Linked DNA regions of Homo sapiens: region 2 is linked to region 1. A link is a loop called in an ENCODE intact Hi-C map of the cell type or tissue named here. Cell type or tissue: ovary. All regions are shown on one strand. Each heading gives the region's core, and the rest is flanking DNA. Links, peaks and the distances in the headings are about the cores only. Region 1 has its middle 21 kb from the start of LINC02613. Region 2 holds the start of LOC124905993 (a long non-coding RNA gene).

Region 1 (12,162 bases), core at 2,358-10,357:
TTAATGTTTTCCTTTTGGCATCATGAAACGGGGTCCTGAGATTTTATTTTCTTTCACGGTGGTTAAATAAATGGCCTTTAGAGTTTGATAGAGTTGGGTCTGATTATCAACTTTAGCACTGTGTGCTGTATGACATTGTCTCTTCACATCACTAAGTCTATTTTCTTGTAGGTGAAATATGAATATTGACAAAGTTGGTATGAGGATTAAGTGAGATAATGCATTTAAAGCACATAGTCTCAACAAACAATAGTTATGACTGTTATTATGATCATTGTTACTATTCTTGAACGGGCAGTGAATACATTGTGCTAACCCTGGACCTGCCAGATAGGTGTCTTCTGCCTTTCAGATTCAGGATGTCTCCCGTAAAGCAAAACAAAAACCTATCCTGACCTTCTTGGATGATTCATAAACACTTGGTGAACAGTTTTTACTACACATTTGTTCCCTGATAGCCCCTTAGAAGTCTGTGGAACTGGCTGGGCGTGGTGGCTCATGCATGTAATCTCAGCACTTTGAGAGGCAGAGGTGGGCGGATAACTTGAGGTCAGGAGTTTGAGACCAGCCTGACCAACATGGTGAAACCCCGTCTCAACTAAAAATACAAAAATTAGCCAGGCATTGTGGTGGGGGTCTGTAATCTCAGCTACTTGGGAGGCTGAGACAGGAGAATTGCTTGAACCCATGAGGCGGAGGTTGCAGTGAGTCGAGATCGCGCCACTGCACTCCAGCCTGGGTGACAGAGTGAGACTCTGTCTCAAAAAAACAAAAAACAAAAAACAAAAAGAAAACTGTGGAATAGTTGCCTGAGTCTTTGGGTGTGAGATACTTATGCAGCACAGCAGCTTCAATACTGTGCTCTGAAATCTCGGGTCTAGTTACTATGGAATGGAAAGCTGAGGACAGGGAGTAGAAGGAGATTCTTCAGTAGTTTTTTGAACTCAACTTGTCCATTCCAGCTAAACTTTATTTCTTATGCAACATAAGTCTATGAAGGCAAGATTTTTCTTGGCAGCATAATTACTGCTACCTAATAAGGGAAGAGAATTTCCTTCTAAAGATTCCTGCTGTTTTCTCAGCAGGTGGGAACTTTTGCACTCTGCAGCTGCTGGGTGCCATTACTGTCCGTCCTGGGCTTGCTCTTTCCATTCTGAGATGGGAATGGAAAAATCCACAGGGAACAATTGGTAATTCCATCCTGATTTGTATGCATTTTGGGGTGTTGGTTTTGTTTTGTTTTGTTTTGCTTGCTTTTTTTTTGTTTTTCTTTGGTACTTCTATTCTGTAACCTTGTCACTTATATTTTTTGAAAAGTCAAGATGCATCGTTTGATACATAATTAAATATTTGAAAACAGGGACTGTCCCGGAACTCTTGGACTTTGGGCTACTGTGTGCATAACCTCGTGGAGGGTTCTGAGCAGCTCTGTCCATCTACATGTGAAGGATCAAAGGGTGCCCCAGGTGTGTCCCTACTGACTCCATATAAGGCCCAGGGGAAGTTGTGCCCTGAAGATAAAGGAAATTAAGCTTCAGCACCCTTCAGTTGTCAGGGACTAGACCTTTCTAAGACACCAGGCAGAGGACCTAGCAATGTGTGCATATGTTTCTTTTATAAATGGCAAAAATAAGACATTTTTCTATTGTTTTCCATTAAAGATGGTCTCAAAAACTTTGTAAGTTTAGGCCCCACAAATCTGTGTCCACCCTTGACAGGCTTCCTCTGGCTATGCCTGAAGGATTTTCCCTTTATATAACTAGATAGTCAGCAGCCTCAACTCCAAGCCAGGGCACACTGGCATGCCAGGGATGGTGTGGGAATGCAAGTAAAGAGGGGCATTCACAACTCTGTTGGCTGCTGGATGCAGAGAAAACCACAAGCTGGATAAAGAGCAGCCTCTGGGGAAAAACAAGCTGTAGACCTGAGGTCCAGCAGCAAGAGTTCCTTCTTCAAACAGGTGGTTAGCAAGTGGCACCCATCAGCTACCTGTTAAGTCTTTGAGAAAAATTAACGACCTACTTTATAATTTATACAAACAAAAATACTGTCGCCTATGTGCTGCGCCCCAGCCATTCCCCAGCCCTGGTGCGGCTGTGTCCTGTAGTGGAGACAGCCCTGGATAGGTTCCAGCCTTGGCTCCTCTGCTAGGTAGCTAAGTTATGAATGCTTAGCTTTGTTCATCTTTAAAATGAGTGTGTTGTATTAGGCAGTCTCACTCTGAAACTTAAATCATTTTATGGTATGGGGGTAGAGTTTATATGATTTCTGTAGAGATACAAGAGTAGTGCTGTGGGAAAGTATGACGCACCTGTTGGGAAGGAGGTTGACATATGGAGAAAAATCAGACCATATGGGATTATGAAATTTAAAAAATTATCTCCTCCTGCTCAGTAAACGTGCCAAATATAAGCCTATCATCCTAAGAACTGTCTTCCTTTTAACAAATGAGAAGAAATTATGTGCATTTCCAAAATTAAAGGGATATTCACGTCATGTTAAATGTGTGACATATGTAGGCAACGACGAAGTTCTGAGAAGTAAGTTTGTGTTTACGGTATGGCCTTTGTTATTTAGGAGATTACAATTAAAACAGGACTAGCCCAGATGAAACAATTAACAAAGCTGATGAGCTATAACCAAAACCCATGATTAGTGATGGGTTCATTGAATACATTCTAGTACATCTGTTCTATGGAATACCATGCAATCAATCATCAAGTAGAATGAACCACATTTATATGTATTGACTTGGGAAGGTGTAGAAGACATATTAAGTAAACATAAACAAGTGGTAAATTATAATGAAAAATATGACCATGTTTTTGTTAAAAGCATAAATGAGACCTCAACAGGTGATTCAGTGCTTGTGTAAGCGTAGAAAAAATATGGAATGATATATACACCAGCATGCTAATACTGGTTACTTTAAGAGAGTATAATTGGACAGGGGAGGAGAAAAAATATATACATTATATATATATTATATATGATAATATATTATAAAATATGTGTCAATATTATATATGAGATATATTTTTATATATTTTTATTATATATAATATATTAGCTTTCTATAATTAAGTTTATTTAAATTGTTATGAGTGTGTATTATAATTTTTTTTTTTTTTTTTTTGCCCAGGCTGGAGTGCAGTGGTGCGATTTTGGCTCACTGCAGCCTTGAACTCCTGGGCTCAAGCAATCCTCCTGCCTCAGCCTCCCTAGTAGTTCGGACTACAGGCATGAGCCACCATATCTGGCTTGTGTATTGTAATTTTTAAGAGTGCTTTTGTAAAATAAAAAAAGCATAACCTTTGTTTTCTCAGCCTCCCCAGTCTGTGGTTGTATGCTGGATCACATTATGGTTATAACCTATGTCTCCTCTGCGGTATGCTCAGGTTCCCTGTAAAACTCATCCAGTGATTTCAAGGCCTTTTCGCCCACCCTGTTTTTCCTCCTTGGCTCACCTGCTGCTGGAGAAGCCCTGGGAGGGAGTGGCCTCCCATGACACTCAGGCACGTAACCCCCCTGAAGGGGGTGCGGTTTGTGCTTGGGGCTCTGCCAGAGTACAAAATGGCATCATGTTCCCTAGACTCCCAAAGTCCCCTCAGTGTCCTAGTTCTTCAGGAAGGGGCAATGCCTTTCATCCCCCTCACCTGTCACACTTTAATGGGTGGTTACAAAATTGGAGCTGCTTGGGCTCCTCATGCATGTCAGCTCCTCTAGGCTGGTCCCATCTCTCCAGAAGTGCCTGGGTCCCTTCACGCAAGCTCAGCCTCTAGGGGGCATGTCCACGTACATTAGTGCTAATTGTGTGGTAGAGGCAGAAATTCAGTGAAGGGAAAGACGGGGCTTTTTTAGAAGACTTGGGGTTTACACAGGACCATGGGGAGGTATGGAGATGGGGTACATCAAATGTGGAAACCTTAACACCAGCAACATCAAGAAGGGGGAAGGCAACAGTAAAAACATGGAAGGCCAGGTGCGGTGGCTCACACCTGTAATCCCAGCACTTTGGGAGGTCGAGGCGGGTGGATCATGAGGTCAAGAGATCGAGACCATCCTGGCCAAAATGGTGAAACCCCGCCTCTACTAAAAATACAAAAATTAGCTGGGCATGGTAGCGTGCACCTGTAGTCCCAGCTACTCAGGAGGCTGAGGCAGGAGAATCGCTTGAACCCGGGGGGTGGAGGTTGCAGTGAGCTGAGATCGTGCCACTGCACTCCAGCCTGGGCAATAGAGTGAGACTCTGTCTCAAAACCCCCCCAAAAATCATACAGTTGAATAAGAACAACTATTTCCCTGGTTTCTGTCTTTCTCCTGTCTCAAAGGCCTCTTAATGTATTATTAGGCAGGGATGTGTGTGTATTAGTATCTTAAGTAAATAATTTAACATGTTAACAACATTCCTTGAGGAAATAAATGTGCTTAAATTTTTAGTATGCATGGGACTTGGCACTGGTGTAAAGACACTTTGAGTAGACAGTGGTTCACCTGCAGTATTGGCCATATATCCTAGAGCCTTCAAGTGTCTGGAGAAGTGATTTCCTTCTTAAAATGGATAGATCCTCCTCTGAGTGCAGGAATCTGACTAATTACAAGAATCTCCTTCCCTGGAGTGATCATTCAACCTGGGATGTGTCACTGCAGATAAAAGAACACCCCGTAGATTCTCACTAGAAGAGAACCAGTGGCTGAGCGTAATGTTCCCTTCCTCAGGGAGAACATATTTCTTCAGAAGGGGAAATGCTTTTCAGGCAAATAAATCACTGCTCCAAATTTTTCATAACTGATTCAATATACAGTTCCAACTTCTGTGTCAAATGCTGGTTTGGAAAAGATTTCCAGTGTCATGGGAAATCTATGGACTGAAGAATATAACATTGTGCATGAAGGAAGTATCAAACATTGAGCTTTAAAAAATACTTCATAATCGTCAAGTATTTACAAATGAAATTATAGGTAATCTCAGATTTGCTTTAACATAGCCTAGCTGAGTGGAAGAGGGGTCCTGGGGTATAGATAAAACGGAATTGACAATGTGTTAATTATTGAAACTGCGTGATGTGCCCATGTGGGTTTATTATACTGTTTTCTCAACTTTTGTAAATGTTTGAAAATTTCCATATAAAAAGTTAACAGGCCGGGAGCGGTGGCTAACGCCTGTAATCCCAGCACTTTGGCAGGCTGAGGCAGGTGGATCATCTGAGGTCTGGAGTTCAAGACCAGCCTGGCCAACATAGTGAAACCCTGTCTCTACTAAAAATACAAAAAATTAGCTGGGCATGGTGGCAGGCACCTGTAATCCCAGCCACTCGGGAGGCTGAGGCAGGAGAATCGCTTGAACCCGGGAGACTGCAGCCTCGGCAACAAGAGTGAAACTCCATCTCAAAAAAAAAAGGCCGGGTGCTGTGGCTCACACCTGTAATCCCAGCACTTTGAGTGGCCTAGGCGGGTGGATCACAAGGTCAGGAGTTCAAGACCGGCCTGGCCAACGCGGTGAAACCCCATCTCTACTAAAAATACAGAAATTAGCTGGGCATGGTGGCGGGCGCCTGTAATCCCAGCTAGTTGGAAGGCTGAGGCAGGAGAATTGCTTGAAACCAGAACACGGAGTTTGCAGTGAGCCGAGATCATGCCACTGTCCTCCAGCCCGGGGGAAAGAGAGATACTCCATCTCAAAAATAAATTAAAAAAAAAAAAAAAGGTTAAACCCCAATAGTGTCTTTCTTTTGAGTGAAAATGTTTTTAAAAATTAATAATTCATAGAACTTGCATAACGAATAAATATATAAATGCATAAAATATAGCTAACACTGGTGCTTACTATGTACTAGGCATATATGTTATATATGTACATAATTTTGTATATTATACATGCATATGATTATATGCATACATACATTTATATGCACTTACATTAAATATGTAAAACACACACGTATAAATATATATGGTGTATCAACTCATTTAATTCCTGTCAACAATTCATGACGTGAGTTCTAAGTAAATTATTTGCATGTGCAGATGAGGTAATGGGGTTATATACGGGGTTAAATAACGCACCCAAGGTCATTAAACAGGATTTGAACTCAGCAATTTTGGCTCCAGAACTCATGCTCCCCGCTGCCTGTATCCATGCGGGTCTGTATTGTCGCCAACAACTTTCCCCACCACAGTTTAACTTTTTTTTTTTTTTTTTTTTTTTTTGAGACGGAGTCTTGCTCTGTTGCCCAGGCCGGAGTGGAGCGGTGTGATCTCGGCTCACTGCAACCTCCGCTCCCAGGTTCAAGCGATTCTCCTGCCTCGGCCTCTTGAGTAGCTGGGATTACAGGTGCACGCCACCAAGCCCGGCTAATTTTTGTATTTTTTGTAGAGACGGGGTTTCAGACGCGCCCAGCCCACAGTTTAATTTTTATTTTTGAATTGATTTGGGAGTGGGGGGTGGGGTGGAAACTTTTTTTTTTTTAACTGTCCGGCAATTTTGCTGAAGCTACCTGTCCAGGTTGGCCCCGGGGCGTGCCTCTTGGCACCGAACTGGGGCGCCTGAGCCTCGGCAGTGCGGGCGGTGGGTCGGCTCGGGTGACCGGTTACCCCCGGTCTTGGGTCCTTTGCACCGCGGCGATCCGACCGCCTCAGAGCGGCGCGCAGGTAGCCGTGTGGCGCCACCTGGTGGCCGGAGCCCCAGACTCGATCCACAGCAGCGCGCGCCCGGGCCTTCGCGGTGGGAACGCAACCCTGGCTAACAGAACTGCGACCGCTCCGCGCACTCCCGGGGCGTGGTTGAGGACAAAGCCAAAGCCCAGGGTGGCGGGGAGGAGGTGGGCGGCCACAACCCCAAGGGAGATGGGCCTTGGACCTTAGCCTGGAGGATCTTCTCCGCTAAGGAGGGAGACCCAGGAGGCTCGCTCGCGGTCCGCGCAGCCCAGGCCTGCCACCCTGACCGCGCCTCCTCGGAGCCCGCAGCTCCACCTTTGATCAAGTGGGAATTAACTTGAGAAAGGGGTGCTGCCTAAGGACTTTTAAAACGAACTCTTTAACATTTCCAAGTACTTACCCTTCATGTATGTGTGTACATAATCTATGTCTATTTCTTTATATCATCACTTATTTCCAGAAAGGGTATGAAAGCTGGAATGACGTCATATAATGCCATTTTTTTTTCCCTCACGACAGCCCTCTTACGCTTGTGAAGAACGCATGTGCTGACCCCCAGAGCCTGGTCCTGCCGAGCTGCTCCCTGGTGCTGGGGAAAGGTGGCACAACTGTAGAGACAGAAGAGTATTTTGGGGGCCTGGCAGGGGGCAGAGTGTTCACGGTGGTCCAGAAGGTGCAGCCGCATCAGGGCAGGAGGCTGGGAACCGCTTTCTCTCGCCCATAAACCTGCCAAGGAGATCTGGAAGGCCTGCGGAACGTCCTACCTGTACCAGGTGGGCCGGCGGGACTGCATTTGCTACCGGACCAAGAAGGCAAATCTCCCTGGTAGGTGCTCCCTTTCCTAGTGTCTGCACAGCTGCAAGCTAAGGAAGCTCTTCGCTGGGTCCTGCAGCATACAGGCCGCGGGTGAGGTGCAGTCGCCTCCTGTCACAGGCAGCAGGGCTTCCGTGCCACAGAGGGAGGGCAGCCCCTCCAAGGCAGGGCCTCACCCCTCATCCAGACCTGTCTGAACATTCTGCAACGAACGCCCAAGTCCATGGATGCTTCCCTGGCCAAGGCCTGGACCGGCCTCTCTTGGACTTTATGAGTACTGTGTTATTGTGCGTATGGGCACGCCTCCCCATAAAGGGTGAGGTCATCCACTGAGGAAGAAGAACATTTCTCAAAATTGCGCCTGAGATCTGAGCAGGGAAACTTGAGCAGGACTGAATCTCTAGGCAGCTACTACAGTGTTTCCCTCTGTGGGCATTTGATAGATATTTGGTGCTTGCTTCTCTTCTGCTCCCACATAAAACCTCAAGATTCCATCCTCCAAGGAGTCGGTTCCGCCTGTCACTTCACTCCAAGCTCAGCTTCAGAGATAAGGCTTCAGAAGAGAAATGCGTCTTCCCACATATGGCTCTGTTTTGAACTTAAAAACAGATTTGATGTGAGTACCTGCATACCATGGTGATAGGTGCCATAGAAATCAGAGGAAAGGCCGGGCACAGTGGCTCATGCCTGTAATCCCAGCACTTTGGGAAGCCGAGGTGGGCGGATCAGTTGAGACCAGCAGTTCAAGACCAGCCTGGTCAACCTGGTGAAACCCTGTCTCTACTAAAAATACAAAAACTAGCCGGGCATGGTGGCAGGCGTCTGTAATCCCAGCTACTCGGGAGGCTGAGGCAGGAGAATTGCTTGAATTCGGGAGGCGGAGGTTGCAGTGAGCCAATATCACACCACTGCACTCCAGCCTAGGTGACAGAGTGAGACTTCGTCTAAAAAAAACAAAAGAAAAAAAAAGAGGTAAAGCAGGGAGGTGGGACAGAGGAATGGTGGACCTAGAACATCAGGGGTTGGTTTGGAAGCAGCGTTTTGGTGACACTGATGCTTATTTTAAGCTGGCAGTGTTATTGATCATGTCCTCCCTGCACAGCCAGCCTCCCCCCTGGGAACACAAATGCTTTCTGCTTCCCTATGCACTATACTCTGGGGTCTTGAGAGGAGTGGAAACTGCATTCATCATGTAAGATACACATCAATGTCACTACTTTATTGTTGTTGCTGTTGTTGTTGAGACAGAGTCTCACTCTGTCACCCAGGAGTGCAGGAGTGCAGTGTTGTGATCTTGGCTCACTACAACCTCCACCTCCTGGGCTCAAACAATCCTCAAGCCTCGACCTCCCAAGTAGCTGGGACTACAGGCACGCAGCACCATGCCTGGTTAATTTTTGTGCTTTTAGTAGAGATGGGGTTTCACCATGTTGGCCAGGCTGGTCTCTAATTCTTGGTCTTAAGCGATCCACTGGCCTCAGCCTTCTAAAGTGCTGGGATTACAGGCATGAGTCACCACGCCCGGCTGACACTTTTCAACGTATTCATGCACATTACCTCCCTCATTTAATCCTATGCTAGGGCAGCTAGTATCACCCCTGCATTTCTGATGAATTTGAGGTTCAGAGACTGACTTGTCCAAAATCACAGAGCACGTGAGTGGCCACAGCTAACCTGAAGCCCCCTGTTCCCCTGACTCGGCTTCCTCATGTTGTGTAGCCGTGGAATTTTCAGGGTGCTGGACAGGCCTTCAGTGTATTTTGGGCAGTGTCATTCAGGATAGAAGGAGCTGTGTGGAGTGATTCAAATGCTCAGAGAAGCTGGTGCTTCTGCATGAAGACTGCAAGAAAATGGGATTGGCTGCAGAAGAATTTTGCTAATTTTATGTCTTGAGATACACGGACTCTACTTTCAAGATTGGCAGTCATTCCAAACAGCTCCTGGCCAGCATCAGTGAACTTCAGTACTCTCAGCTTCACTGGCCTGTGCAAATGCAAATACAGGTCCTGAGAATGGCTGCACAGCTGCCTACACCCTCCTCAAAGCATCACGGGACAGACAGCTCAGACCAAGCCAAAGGCAACGTGAAACACTGGGCATGCTTTCACTTCCTTTCTCCACTCTCCTGCACGCATGTCTGTCGTAGCTAACTGGTACGCCTGCGTGCCACGAAACTCCTTGTGTCTGAGCCTTCGCCTCTGCCTTCCCTCTCTCTCACCTGACCATTCATCTTCACTTTGCCAAATCTGACCTAGCCTTTGAGGCCCAGTTCAAATGTTCCCTCTCCAAAAAGGTTTTCTCTGATTCCCTGTCGCTGAAAGTTGAAAGTGATCTCTCCCTCCTCTGACACCACTAGCTTGAAAGAGGGTCTAAAGGTGAGAACGAAAGGTCTCTCCATTCCGAGAGACACCAGTAAGCCCCCAAAAGCTGGAGCCTGCCAAGCTCCCCTTGCCTTATAGGGGGAGTCCGAACTGGTTCCATGATTCCCCATTCAAGCTCTGAGGGTTGACAAAGGAGAGGGTGAGGTGGACTGGTCTTGGGGAGAGGGGTTATTCACTCTCTTTCTTGAAGCCAAGGAATGGGGTGGGGACCTAAGAGAATCATAAGGAAAACTAGAGGTGTTTGTAAGGAGAGTTGTGCTCCCAGATGGTTGTTTGCTTGGCCTTCGGGCTTGTCAATCTGCCCTAGGGCTGTGGAGAAGAGGATGGGAGGGAGATAGTGGGGAAGGGATATACTGCCTGGCAGAGAGGGCCCAGAACTGCTGCCTTGAGTTCTCAGCTCCTGAGGGCGTGCAGGATGGATCCATGCAAACTTGCTGTGCTGAGAGGAGACACTTGCCCTTTGCCTCTCTCTCTTCCTGCACCAGCACACACTGGAGGGCTGGCTCTACAGAGGGGAGAAGATGATGGGTAAAGAGATCAAGCCTAAGCTAGAGTCACAGACAGACCCAGTCTGCATGGGTAGACAGGGAGTTGATGAGACTTGAAGCTTCAGGATGCAAAGGACTGAGTCTTAAATCGGAAATAATCAAAGGTGGCTAGAAAGCTATGGAAGGTGGCAAAGATGTGATTAAGAAACCCTCTATTTGAGAAAAAAAAAAAGGATGGTCAGTCTGGATTAGTTGGGGGCAATTACATTAGGAGAAAAATCATGTTTTATCCCCAAGTAGTTGAGATTATTCAATCAACTATTTAGAATTTTTTTTTTTTTTTTTTTAGATGGAGTCTTGCTCTGTCACCCAGGCTGGGATACAGTGGCATGATCTCAGCTCACTGCAACCTCTGCCTCCCAAGTTCAAGTGATTTTCCTGCCTTAGCCTTCTGAGTAGCTGGGACTACAGGCACCTGCCACCATGCCCAGCTAATTTTTGTATTTTTAGTAGAGATGAGGTTTCACCATGTTGGCCAAGCTGGTCTCGAACTCCTGACCTCAGATGATCCACCCACCTTGGCCTCCCAAAGTGCTGGGATTACAGGCGGGAGCGACCGTGCCCAGCTAGAATTATTTTTGCATCTCCTTTTCTCTTAAAAAAAATTGTGCTAAAAACACATAACACAGCCTGGGCGAGGTGGCTCACGCCTGTCATCCCAACACTTTGGGAGGCTGAGGCAGGCAGATCACTTGAGGTAAGGAGTTTGAGACCAGCCTGGCCAACATGGTGAAACCCCATCTCTACTAGAAATACAAAAATTAGCCAGGTGTGGTGGCATGTGCCTGTAATCCCAGCTACTCGGGAGGCTGAGGCACGATAATTGCTTGAACCCGGGAGGCAGAGGTTGCAGTGAGCTGAGATTGCGCTACTGCACCCTAGCCTGGGCATCTAAAAAACAACAATGACAACAAAAAACAAAACACATAACATAAAATTTACAGTCTCAAACATTTCTTCTTTTTTTTTTTTTTTTGATATAGTCTCACTCTGTCACCCAGGCTGGAGTGCAGTGGTGTGATCTCGGCTCATTGCAACCTCCGCTTCCTGAGTTCAAGTGATTCTCATGTCTCAGCCTCCTGAGTAGCTGGGATTACAGGCATGCGCCACCACACCCAGCTAATTTTTTTTTTTTTTTTGAACTTTGGTAGACATGGGGTTTCACCATATTGACCAGGCTGGTTTCGTACTCCTGGCCTCAAGTGATCTGCCTGCCTCGGCCTCCCAAAGTGCTGGGATTACAGATGTGAGCTACCACGCCTGGTCAGAATTTCCTTCTTTTTAAAGGCTGAATAATATTCCATTGTATGTGTACACCACATTTTGTTTAATCATCTGCTGATGGACACTGAGGTTGCTTCTACCTCTTGGCTATTGTGAATACTGCACTATAAACATGGGTGTGCAAATATCTCTTTGAGATCCTGCTTTCAATTTTTTTGAGTATATACCTGTAAGTGGAATTGATAATTCTATTTTTAATTATTGGAGGAAACTCCACACTGTTTTCCATTGTGGTTGCACCATTTACATTCCCACCAAGAGTGCACAAGGGTTCTTATTTCTCCACATTCTCACCAACACTTGTGATTTACTGTTTCTTTTGGTTTTTATTTTTTATTTTTTGGATAATAGCCATCCTAGTGAGTATAAGGTGATAACTCATTGTGGTTTTGATTTGCATTTCCCTAATGATTAGTGACGTTGAGCATCTTTTCCTGTGCGTGTTGGCCACTTGTATATCTTCTTTGGAGAAATGTCTA
Region 2 (12,162 bases), core at 1,367-9,366, 200 kb before region 1:
TGTCTCAGCCTCCTGAGTAGCTGGGACTACAGGCATGAACCCCTATGCCCAGCTTCTTATGCTTATTTTAAAATTCTAGGGGGTTGCCTTGTGTCTGCACAGCTTAGGGGGCAGCCACTTTCTGGAGAGTTTGTGCTGACACCTCAACCAGTCAGACTTCTGTCCTCTGCTGATGGATCTTTGTGTAGGTAGGTGAGTAATTTTAATATTCAGGCTGCTTTCAAGTCTATCTTAAGTTTTACTTTTTGTTGAGCCCTTCATCTCTGTTGCACATGTACCCAGCCTCCGATCAGCCAAAAATCTGCTTGCAGCCACGACTGCAACCTCAGGCCAGTAGAGCCATAAGCCCTCCCTGCCTGCACAGCACTGGGATTGTTACTTCCATTGATGATGGTTTGGGTATGGCTGCCACTCACACCTCCAAATGGAGTAAACCCTCTTTCAACCACAGCTGCTTGCTTGTCCTCATGTTCTGTTTTGCCTCAGCAGAACCTTCACAATTACTGAGTTGGAGGAGTGAGGGGGATACGAACAGCCCCAGGCAAGAACACTACAGACTCCCACTATTCCTACTCAAAGCTCAGTAGTTTTTCAGACAACATATCTCAGACTGGAAGGTTTTATGTCTGTTTCCAGAACACCAAAATTGTTTTGAGCTGGGAGTAGTGGTGCGTGCTTATAGTTGCAGGTACTTAGGAGGCTGAGGCTGGAGGGGGGATTGCTTGAGGGCAGGAATTCAAGACCAACCTGGGCAACATAGTAAGACCCCCCATCTCTATAAACAACAAAAAAAATGTTTCGTCCAATTTTTTCAGCATTTTAATTGCTCGAACTATAATAAGGAGAGGATTTGCTGACGTCCTTGCCTGACTGTAGCTGGAAGTGCTGCCCAAAGCACGAGACTTTAATGATGATCTGCGTAACTGAGTTAAGCAGGAAATGCCTTGATTGGGAAAGGATTGCACTCCTGTCCAAACAGCCTCTTGAAAACTGGTGATCCAATTGCTTAAAATGGTTAAGAGTGAAAATGGGAACTGGCCGGGGACCAGGACACATGCTGAGCTTCCTTCCTGCCCTGTGCTGGTAGTCCTGCATTTTTTTCCATGTTCTACTTTTCGTAAACTCTCCAGTTCCACCTCCACAGCATGACATCTTAGTCTTCACAGCAGTGTTTGTGTAATTATTTTAATATGACATCTCACCTTGTACAATTTTTTATTTTTGAGACAGTCTTGCTCTGTAACCCAGGCTGGAGTGCAGTGGTGCAATCTAGGCTCACTGCAACCTCCGCTTCGCAGGTTCAAGCAGTTATCTGCCTCAGCCTCCTGAGTAGCTGGGATTACAGGCACCTGCCACCATGCCTGGCTAATTTTTGTGTTTTTAGTAGAGACGGGATTTCACCATCTTGGCCAGGCTGGTCTTGAACTCCTGACCTAGTGATCCACCCGCCTTGGCCTCCCAAACTGCTGGGATTACAGGCGTGAGCCACCGCGTCCAGCACCTTCTAAAATTTTACTTCTTGCTGGGGCCTTCAGCGATTTTATCATAAAATCACCCAATTATGCTGACATGCTGTCACATGTCACAATCTATGTCTTATAAGCACATGGAAGGGCTTCTCAAGCAAAGTTATGTGTTTCATGAAAAAGGACAGATTGGTTGCTGCCACAAAAAGAGTTTCTCTAAATTTTTGCTTCCCTCAGATGCATGGTGTGACAAATGTAGCCTTTTTTTTTTTTAAGACAGAGTCTCGCTCTGTCGCCCAGGCTGGAGTGCAGTGGCGAGATCTCGGCTCACTCCAACCTCCACTTCCCTGGTTCAAGCAATTTCCCTCTCTCAGCCTCCTGAGTAGCTGGGATTACAGGTGCATGCCACCACGCCCAGCTAATTTTTTTGTATTATTAGTAGAGACGGTTGGCCAGACTGGTCTCAAACCAGGTTTCACCTGGTTGGCCAGACTGGTCTCAAACTCCTGACCTCAGGCAATCCACCCACCTTGGCCTCCCAAAGTGCTGGGATTACAGATGTGAGCCACAGCGCCTGGCCGCCTTTTTTACTTGCTTTTATAAACACCATTAATTTAAAGGCCAGTAACTTATTTCAGCTGCCCTACAGGCAATGAATATCCTTACTTGGACTACTGTAGACTTGGCTTCTTATAAAAACAATAATCTTTTTGGACAGAAGAAAACAAAGTATTTGGCTAATTAATTAATTAATTTGGCATTCTCAAACCTAGAGGCCATTACATTAAGAACTAGTTTGTAGTTGTTACATTTCTTTGTTTTGTCTCAGTGGATCCAGGGCTGGAATCGCCCCCATAGTGGCAGCAGGGGAGACCCCATCAGGGAGTGATCCAAACTATCTCGAGATAGGGCCGGCTGGGATTTCAAAGAAAGAAGCTCTAAGCGCCAGGGTGATCAATCCAAAGCATTTATTAGAGGAACTTCCTTACAGAGTGCTGCAGCAATGGTTGAGAGAGAAAAGGGGTGTTCTGCCCAGGTATATCAGCAGTGAGGGAGTTTCTATGACAGTTAAAGGAATTTGGCTCAGGGCCAGAGCCAGTTTCTTTTTTCTTTTTCTTTTTTTTTTTTTTTTTTTTTGAGACAGAGTCTTGCTGTCACCCAGGCTGGAGTGCAATGAGAGTCTTGCTGTGACCCAGGCTGGAGTGCAATGGCATGATTTTGGCTCACTGCAACCTCCGCCTCCTGGGCTTAAGCAATTCTCCTGCTTCAGCTTCCCGACTAACTGAGATTACAGGCACCCGCCACCATGCCCAGCTAATTTTTTTGTATTTTTTTTTTTTTTTTTAGTTGAGACGGGGTTTCACCATGTTGGCCAGGCTGGTCTTGAATGCCTGATCTCAGGTGATCCACCCGCCTCGGCCTCCCAAAGTGTTGGGATTACAGGCGTGAGCCACTGCGCCCGGCCCAGTGCCAGTTTCTTTTAGTGTTTTAGGGAACAACCTAGACAGATTTATCAGTGCCTGGGAATGTTCAAGGCCCGGTTTGGGTTCAAGCCTGCTAGGAAAAATCTGCAGCTGGCTAGGTGACAAAGGTCAAGGCACTCTGTGACTTTTGGTCAGGATACAGAAAGCAGGGGCAACTGGCAACTCTACACTTGTGAATAAGAAAATGTTCATTCTCTTCTTCTCTGGGATTTCCTAAATGATTGCTGGCACCTAGAGTATGAGAACCCTGCGTCGAACAATTTAATAATCAAATTGGTAGCTAGGTTGCAGTCAGCTTAATAGTTCACCTCTGAGGCCTCTTGGCTAATGTATATATTGGTAACTTTAATAAGAGTGGAGAGATCTGCAGGCAGCATCTTGCTCAAGTCACCAAAGTTAACCTCACCAGTGAGAAGACAACTGAGCATGTACCTCACCTGACTGGCTGCTGTGGGCAGCATCACACCTGACCTGAATCCCTTCACAGACCCAGCAGAGGGCTGTGTACAGAGCAGGTGCTCAGAAAAATCCATGCTGAAGTGAATTAAAAAATAAACAAGATCTTTGGTTTATTATCGGTTACAAAGAAAGAGGAGGTGTGGAAAGCTACTTCCACTGAGATAGCTTTCCTAACTGTTAGGTAGGAAAATGCCAGGGCTCCCACTGGAGGGCAAAGTAGAATCCAGAACACACCCATATTCTTGGTCCATTTCCCAAAGGTCCACGCCTGAGAGATTTCAAGCTGAGTAAAGGAACAAGTCTTCTGAAGATGCAGATTTTGGTTTTATTTCAATTCAGTACAGCATACACTAGTATAACATACTTTTTTTTTTTTTTTTCAAAATCACCAACCAAAACCCATCACTGATACTTTGATTGTCTAGGAAAGAAGGAGCCCCAGCCTTGTCACATACAATCTCTGTCCCTGGTGCAATGTCATCCTCACTGTGCTGTGAAAGGCAAGGCTCTCTCCTCACCCTAATAGCTCCTGTTTCCAGTGCTTGCCTGTCTTTCTTCCCAAGCGTTGGCCGGGCTGTGCTTTCTCAGTTAACCCAAAGGCTCTTGCAGGCCTTTTCCTCTCGGAAGTCCCCTCCCTCTCCCGAGAGAGAGAGCTGCTTTTTTTTCCTTTTTTTTTTTTTTTTTTTTGAGATCGAGTTTTGCTCTGTTGCCCAGTGCAGTGGCATGATCTCGGCTCACTGCAACCTCCACCTCCCAGGTTCAAGCGATTCTCCTGCTTCAGCCTCCCAAGTAGCTGGGACTACAGGTGCGTGCTACCACACCCAGCTAATTTTTTATGTAGAGACGGGGTTTCACCGTGTTAGCCAGGATGGTCTCGATCTCCTGACCTCGTGATCCGCCTGCCTCGGCCTTCCAAAGTGCTGGGATTACAGGCGTGAGCCACCGTGCCCGGCCTCAACTTTTTATTTATTAGCTTGTTGGTCTTCAACCTCTGTAAGCCTCAGTTTCCTCACTTATCAATCATCTACTGCTGTATAGAGACAGGTCCATCTCCTAGCATGCAGGGTGAGGCTAATGTGACATTTGAAAACTCCAGAGTGCTGCTGACAGTGGTTGGAGGTGAAGGAGGAGGAAATAAAAGCAATGTGAGAATAGCTTTAAAGAAAGGAAGGGCAAAAAGTTGAAAAGAAAGAGGCAGTGTGGAGAGATGGAGCCAACAGCAGCATGGGAGTCCCTGGCTAGGGTCAGGGCTTAGATGACGACATTGTTGGTTGGGTTCACTTGCCCTCTGAACTGCACAGGGAATCGAGCTGGTCATTAGACATGGCCTGGAGCCAGTCACTGGAAAAGGAAATCAATACCCAGACTGATTCTCAGAACAGCCACCATTTGTATGATTTTAATCCATAGAATCATTCTGAAAGCTTCTTAATCTTCACCTTTTTTCTGGACAGGAGACAGGTGGCTGAGCCTAGCCCTGGACTGGATCATATCTTCACACTTCCTTAAGCCACAGAAAACTTGAACCAGGTGGTGTGGTCATACTCCTCACCAGGCCTCAGCAGCACAGGAGGGAAGCGGGGCTGTGAAGGGGAAACAACACAGGTGATGCTTGACACCGCAGGCTGCAACATTAACCATTTGGGTGTGCTTCTGGACGGGCTTCTAGACCAGTGCTCTGTGGATGGCTGCCAGTGCGGGAACTGTTTATGATTGGTTCATAGTGAGATAAAGAACTTTAATCAGAGTGAAAAAAGCACACTTTGTTAAAGGAAGGCTTTCCTGATGAAGGGAAGCAGTGTGTTGATCTATAATCTGGTGTAAGGTGTAGGCTTTTTTTTTTTTTTTTTGAGATGGAGTCTTGCTCTGTTGCCCAGGCTGGAGTGCAGTGGGGCGATCTCAGCTCACTGCAAACCCCGCTTCCTGGGTTCAAGCGATTCTCCTGCCTCAGCCTCCAGAGTAGCTGGGATCACAGGCACCTGCCACCATGCCCAGATAATTTTTTTATTTTTACTAGAGACAGGGTTTTGTCATGTTGACCGGGCTGGTCTCGAACTCCTGACCTCAAGTGATACACCTGCCTCAGACTCTCAAAGTGCTGGGATTACAGGTGTGAGCCACCGCACCTGGCCCTTTTTTTTTTTTTTTTTTAAAGACAGGGTCTCATTCTGTTGCACAGGCTGGAGTGCAGTGGTGTGATCATGGCTCACTGCAGCCTTGACCTCCCAGGCTCAGGGATCCTCCCACCTCAGCCTCCCAAGTAGCTGGGGCCACAGGTGTGCACTACCACACCTGGCTAATTTTTCTAATAATCTGTAAAGATGGGGTCTCCCTGTGTTGCCCAGGTTAGCCTCAATCTCAGGCTCAAGCAATCCTCCCGCCTCAGCCTCCCAAAGTGCTGGGATTACAGGCATGAGCCACCTTGCCCAGCCCAAGGTGCAAGCTTCTTATTGTGGGCTGGCACTTTCAGGAGTACTGCTCTGGGTAACAACCAGAAAAGAAAGTTATGAGGGAGCACATAGGAGGAGACGATATGGAAGCTCTCCTTAAGTGTGGCTGCAGAAAACGAGAAGGTATTGTTAAGGAGAAACAAACTGGATAAAGGCTTTGAAGGTACAAAATTTCAGCTTTCTTAAAACCATGTAAATCCCATGTTAGTAGCTTGGCTATGGGTTTTCTGTGACTTGCAGAAGAGAATAAGCATGAACTTTTGAGCCGGGCACAGTGGCTCACGCCTATAATCCTAGCACTTTGGGAGGCCAAGGCAGGTGGATCACCTGAGGTCAGGGGTTTTGAGACCAGCCTGGCCAACATGGTGGAACCCTGTCTCTACTAAAAATACAAAAATTAAGCAGGCATGGTGGTAGGCGCCTGTAATCCTAGCTACTTGGAAGGCTGGGGCAGGAGAATCGCTTGGACCCAGGAGGCGGAGGTTGCAGTGAGCTGAGATCGTGCCCAGGAGGCGGAGGTTGCAGTGAGCTGAGATCGTGCCACTGCACTACAGCCTAGGCGACAAGAGTGAGACTCTGTCTCAAAAAACAAACCAAACAAACAAAGCATGAACTTTTGAATCATACAAGCTGATTCGAGTGTAGTGAACTCTGTCGTACAGTGTGACCTTGGACACAACTCTACTCTGAAAAGCCAGCCTGTGGCATTACCTGATTGACTGCATCAGGCCAGTTCTGAGTCTCCAGGCAGAAACCGGAGTGCTTGGGATAGACAGCTCCATTCTTGCCCTTTAATGTGCCATCCAGGAAGTTGCCCGTGTAAAACTGGACCCCGGGCTGGGTGGTGTATACTTCTAGTACCCGCCCGCTTGCAGCATGATGCACCCTGGTAAGAAATACAAACAACATGAGTCCAGGGCAGAAAAGCAGGTGGGGAGGAGTAGAAGCTGGGAAGCGGCTTTGAGACAGGAATCAGACCCAGCCACAGAGCAGGGACAAGATATAAGGAGGAGATGAAGGTAGGAAGAGCATGATGGAAAATTCTTCCAGTCTCAAAGGCAAGGCATGAGCAGGTGGCTTTCAGGATCCTCAGTAGCTTCTTTGGGGCATCACAAAACAGACTCACTCCTGCCAGCTGGGGAGTAGGGAGGAAGGCAGCAGCCAGGTTGGAGAGAGGAAGGTCCTGGAGAGGCTGAGATTCTTTTTTTTTTTTTTTTTTTTTTTGAAATAGAGTCTTTCTCTATTGCCCAGGCTGGAGTGCAGTGGCGCGACCTCGGCTCACTGCAACCTCAGCCTCCCGGGCTCAAGCAATTCTCCCACTTCAGCTCCCCAGTAGCTGGGACTGCAGGTGCGCACTACCATGTCCAGCTAATTTTTGTTTGTTTGTTTGTTTTGAGATGGAGTCTGGCTCTGTCACCCAGGGAGGAGTGCAGTGGTGCGATCTTGGCTCACTGCAACCTCCGCCCCCTTGGTTAAAGCAATTCTCCTGCCTCAGCCTCTAGAGTAGCTGGGATTACAGGTACCTGCCACCACATCCGGCTAATTTTTTGTACTTTTAGTATTGTCGGGGTTTCATCATGTTGGCCCAACTGGTCTTGAACTACTGACCTCAGGTGATCTGACCACCTCAGCCTCCAAAAGTGCTGGGATTACAGGCATGAGAGCCACTGCACCTGGCCTGAGATTCTTTTTTTTTTTTTGAGATGGAGTTTTGCTCTGTTGCCTAGCCTGGAGTGCAGTGGCGTGATCTCGGCTCACTACAACTTCCACCCCCTGGGTTCAAGTGATTCTCCTGCCTCAGCCTCCTGAGTAGCTGAGATTATAGGTGCCCACCACCATGCCTGGCTAATTTTTATATTTTTAGTAGAGACGGCGTTTCACCATGTTGGCGAGGCTGGTCTCAAACTCCTGACCTCAAGTGATCTGCCCACCTCAGCCACCTAAAGTGCTGGGATTACAGGCATGAGCCACCACGCCCAGCCCGGAGAAGGTCTTTGATCTTCTTTCTGTCACTATTTGGTTTGAGTCATTTTTTCTGCTTTATTTAAAAACTGTTGACCGGGTGCAGTGGCTTACACCTGTAATCCCAGCACTTTGGGAGGCCGAGGTGGGTGGATTACAAGGTCAGGAGTTCAAGACCAGCCTGACCAACATTGTGAAACCCCATCTCTACTAAAAATACAAAAATTAGCTGGGCATAGTGGCACGTGCCTGTTATCCCAGCTACTCAGGAGGCTGAGGCAGGAGAATCACTTGAACCCGGGAGGCGGAGGTTGCAGTAAACCTAGATCGCACCACTGCATTCCAGTCTGGGCGACAGAGCAAGACTCCGTCACACACACGCACACACACAAAACTGTTAATTCTGCAAACATTTATTCATTATTTGCTAGTGCCAAGGATGATATTAGGTGTTGGGGTAGAGGTAGGGCTTCACAAAGATGAAATGGCATGAGGAACTGGGATTTGGTGAGAAGGCGAGAGCGTGCACACAAGTGTCTATCGGTCAAGGCTGGAGGCGGTGAGTGCTGCAGGAGATGCCTAGCCTCCAACTGGCCATGGAGTAGGCAGGCATAAGTCACAGATCGAGAAAGCACAAAGGCTCTGGAAGTTCAGTGACAGCCGAGGTGACTTCACTAGGAAGAGTTAAGGCTTCTAACAGAAAATGGGCCTTAAAGAACAGGCAGAGAGGGAGAGAGCGGGTGCCAAGCAGGGGGAATAGGGGTAATGGCAGGTGGGGGACTGGGATAAATTCTACAGAGCTCACCTGTGCCATGGGAGCTTTGAGAAAATATGGGATGTGGTATTGGGTCACTTGTAGCATAGTAAATGCTATTGATATGGCCAGAGGAAAAGCTCCAAAGGAAAATAGGACTTGGTGTCATTTCTTCCTTACAGACTCAGGAAGTGAAAAGTACCTGACCTTGCACAAAAATGCTTTTCTTTAGATCCCTTCAGACAGAAATTGTGGTCAAAACCATTGAGATGGAAGTCCTGCAGGTGTTTTCCAAGCTCCACTGGCTTTCTCAGGTCGAATGCAGTGCCTTGCACTGGGGCAACTTCTCCTGATGGGAAGAGACAGAAAACAAAGGTGATAAATGCCCAAGTCTCATCTTTATATAGAGCCTCCACAAAGGCTCACTGGTTCTACTCTCTCCGCCTTCATTTTAATTTGTTAAGGAGATGGGAGCCCAGATCCTGGGAAACATGCAGAGACCCCATCTCTACCAAAATAATAAAATAAATAAATAAATAAATGTAAAAAATTAGCCAGGCATAGTGATGTGTCCCTGTGGTCTCAGCTACTCAGGAGGCTGAGGCAGGAGGATTGCTTGAGCCCAGGAGGTCGAGGCTACAGTGAACCATGATTGCACCACTGCACTCCAGCATAGGTAACAGAATGAGACTGTCTTAAAAAACAAATATGGAGAGGGTGGGGAAGAGAAAAAAAAAACCCTCAAATAAATAGAGTATATGGGAGTATGGGCTCAGGTTATATGCAAATACTGCACCATTTTATAGAAGGAACTAGAGTATCTAATGATTTAAGTATCAGTAGGGGGTCCTGGAACCAATCCTCCATGGATTCCAAGGGACAATGGAAAATATATACTCATAAATATATAGTAACATATACATAAAAGCCAGAGTTGTTCTAGCTGAATCAAGTACAGGTTCTGAGCAGCGCAGGTGGAAAACCCCAGGATAAGATGATGGCAGAGGTCCACTTCCTCTTAAAATTATGGCCCACCCAGGAGTAGTAACAGCCAGGTGCTAGAACCTTGTACCAAGTACAGAGAATACCAGTTTCCTCTGTAGCAGGCCAAATCACTCCAGCCATTTTTTCTTGAAGAGGAAAAGAAAAGGGCTCTGTTTCAGAGGCTTAAACAATGTTACGGTTGAGTTTTTGTTTTGTTTTGTTTTGTTTTGTTTTTTGAGATGGAGTCTTGCTCTGTCACCCAGGCTGGAGCGCAGTGGCGCGATCTCAGCTCAGTGCAACCTCCGCCTCCTGGGTTCAAGTGATTCTTCTGTCTCAGCCTCATGAGTAGCTGGGATTACAGGTGCACACCACCATGCTTTTGTATTTTTAGTAGAGACGGGGTTTCACCATGTTGGCCAGGCTGGTCGTGAACTCCTGACAGGTGATCTGCCCACCTCGGCCTCCCAAAGTGCTAGTATTATAGGCGTGAGCCACTGCACCCAGCCAAAAAAAAAGTTTTTTTTTTTTGAGACAGAGTTTTGCTCGTCGCCCAGGCTGGAGTGCAATGGCACAATCTCAGCTCACTGCCACCTCTGCCTCCCAGGTTCAAGTGATTCTCCCACCTCAGCCTCCCAAGTAGCTGGGATTACAGGCACACACCACCACGCCCAGCTAATTTTTGTATTTTTAGTAGAGATGGGGTTTCACCATGTTGGCCAGGCTAGTCTCCAACTCCTGACCTCAGGTGGTCCACCTGCCTTGGCCTCCCAAAGTGCTGGGATTACAGGTGTGAGCCACCACTCCTGGCCTAAAAAGTTTTCTTATAGTCCCAGAGCTGTCTCATATATTTTAAAGGTAAATGCAAATGTTAGGAGGTTAACATACTCTTTTAGGGTGATAATTATTTTTCCCTTTCATGTGGTCAAATGGCAATTTTAGGAACTTGGCTTCCACTGTAATCAGGGGAGAGAAGTAGCATGCAAAGTAGGGCTGAAATCTTAGGAGGCTAAGAAAAAGCAGGAACTTGTACCTTACCATTAAAATAATTTAAAAAGTAAAAGAAGAACCAATTGCCAGTCATTTAAAACATTTGGTTCTGCTTTTGTGGGTTCCTAAATGCTGAGAGAACACACAAATCTATCTGAGTAAAAGAGGACATTTCATTTATTTTTCCTTTTTCTTTTTTTTTTTTTTTTGAGACGTAGTCTCCCTCTGTTGCCTGGGCTGGAGTGCAATGGCCAGTCTAGGCTCACTGCAACCTCTGCCTCCTGGTTCAAGTGATTCTCCTGCCTCAGCCTCCCGAGGAGCTGGGACTACAGGCACGCACCATCATGCCCAGCTAATTTTTGTATTTTTAGTAGAGACGGGGTTTCACCATATTGGCCAGAGTGGTCTCGAACTCCTGACCTCGTGAACCACCTGCCTTGGCCTCCCAAAGGGCTGGGATTACAGGCGTGAACCACTGCACCCGGCCCCATTTCTTTTCTTAAACTCAGAACTGCTGTTCAGAAATGTAGTCTTCCTAGTGCCTGAAGACTGGAGTTCTGAGTTCACATACAGCCTCAGGATGCCTAGGTACGAAGCACTCAAGTGAGACACTGAGGTCCAGGCGATACCATCCTGGTGTGTGGGTGTCCACTGTTTAACCGAGAGAATCTGGGAAGTGCACAAAGGATTCCTTGCTCTTTTTTTTTTTTTTTTTCTTGAGACGGAGTCTCACTCTGTCGCCCAAGCTGGAGTGCAGTGGCTCAACCTTGGCTCACTGCAATCTCTGCCTCCTGGGTTCAAGTGATTCTCCCGCCTCAGCCTCCCAAACAGATGGGATTACAGGGGCACACCACCATGCCCAGCCAATTTTTGTATTTTTTGTAGAGACGGGGTTTCAACATGTTGGCCAGGCTGGTCTCAAACTTCTGACCTCAAGTGACCCACCCACCTTGGCCTCCCAAAGTGCTGGGATTACAGGTGTGATCTGGCCAAATTTTTAAATAGGGAATATTTGCACATGCAACCAATTTTTTTTTAAGACAGAGTTTTGCTCTTGTTGCCCAGGCTGGAGTGCAGTGGCGTGATCTCGGCTCACCACAACCTTGGCCTCCCAGGTTCAAGCGATTCTTCTGCCTCAGCCTCCCAAGTAGCTGGGATTACAGGTGCCTGCCACCACACCCAGCTAATTGTTGTATTTTTAGTAGAGATGGGCTTTCACCGTTTTGGCCAAGCTGGTCTCAGGTGATCTGCCCATCTCGGCCTCCCAAAGTGCTGGGATTATAGGCAGGAGCCACTGAGCCCGGCCGAGACTACTTCGGCTTGCATTTGTCTGGTTTACTTTTGCATTCTTATTCTGAGTCACTTGGTTTGTATACAGCATTGTGTTGGGATTAAATGTGAGAGACTTGGCCAGGCGGGGTGGCTCATGCCTGTAATCCCAGCACGTTGGCAGGCCGAGGCGGGCGGATCACGAGGTCAGGAGATCGAGACCATCCCGGCTAAAACGGTGAAAACCCGTCTCTACTAAAAATACAAAAAATTAGCCGGGCGTAGTGGCGGGCGCCTGTAGTCCCAGCTACTTGGGAGGCTGAGGCAGGAGAATGGCGTGAACCCGG

The links. Hi-C counts contacts between places; a loop is a spot of excess contacts. Peaks named below come from ENCODE experiments on the same cell type or tissue, not always from the same donor. Only the 100,000 strongest peaks of a DNase experiment are listed, where the experiment ranks them.
Region 2: a loop joins it to region 1, with 4 times the contacts of the local background. A loop is called at or near these places in 75 of 110 quality-filtered maps.

Annotation. Positions count from the first base shown.
Region 1 is chr2:38,530,774-38,542,935 of GRCh38, reverse strand. No RefSeq gene overlaps it. Among named protein-coding and RNA genes, the nearest start is that of LINC02613, 21 kb to the right of the region's middle. RefSeq lists enhancers at 1,315-1,609, 6,363-6,973, 9,215-9,344 and silencers at 1,315-1,609, 6,720-6,779. In ovary, for the core only: a CTCF peak has its summit at 6,661 (motif pointing left); a DNase peak (open chromatin) is centred at 6,685; H3K4me3 peaks cover 690 bases.
Region 2 is chr2:38,726,318-38,738,479 of GRCh38, reverse strand. GALM (galactose mutarotase) reads right to left here. Exons shown (of 7, transcript NM_138801.3): 5 at 8,783-8,924; 6 at 6,571-6,745; 7 at 3,715-4,992. The coding sequence ends at 4,915. It overlaps LOC124905993 (a long non-coding RNA gene), which reads left to right and starts at 4,930. Exons shown (of 3, transcript XR_007086292.1): 1 at 4,930-5,014. In ovary, for the core only: no CTCF peak of the experiment used is centred there; no DNase peak of the experiment used is centred there.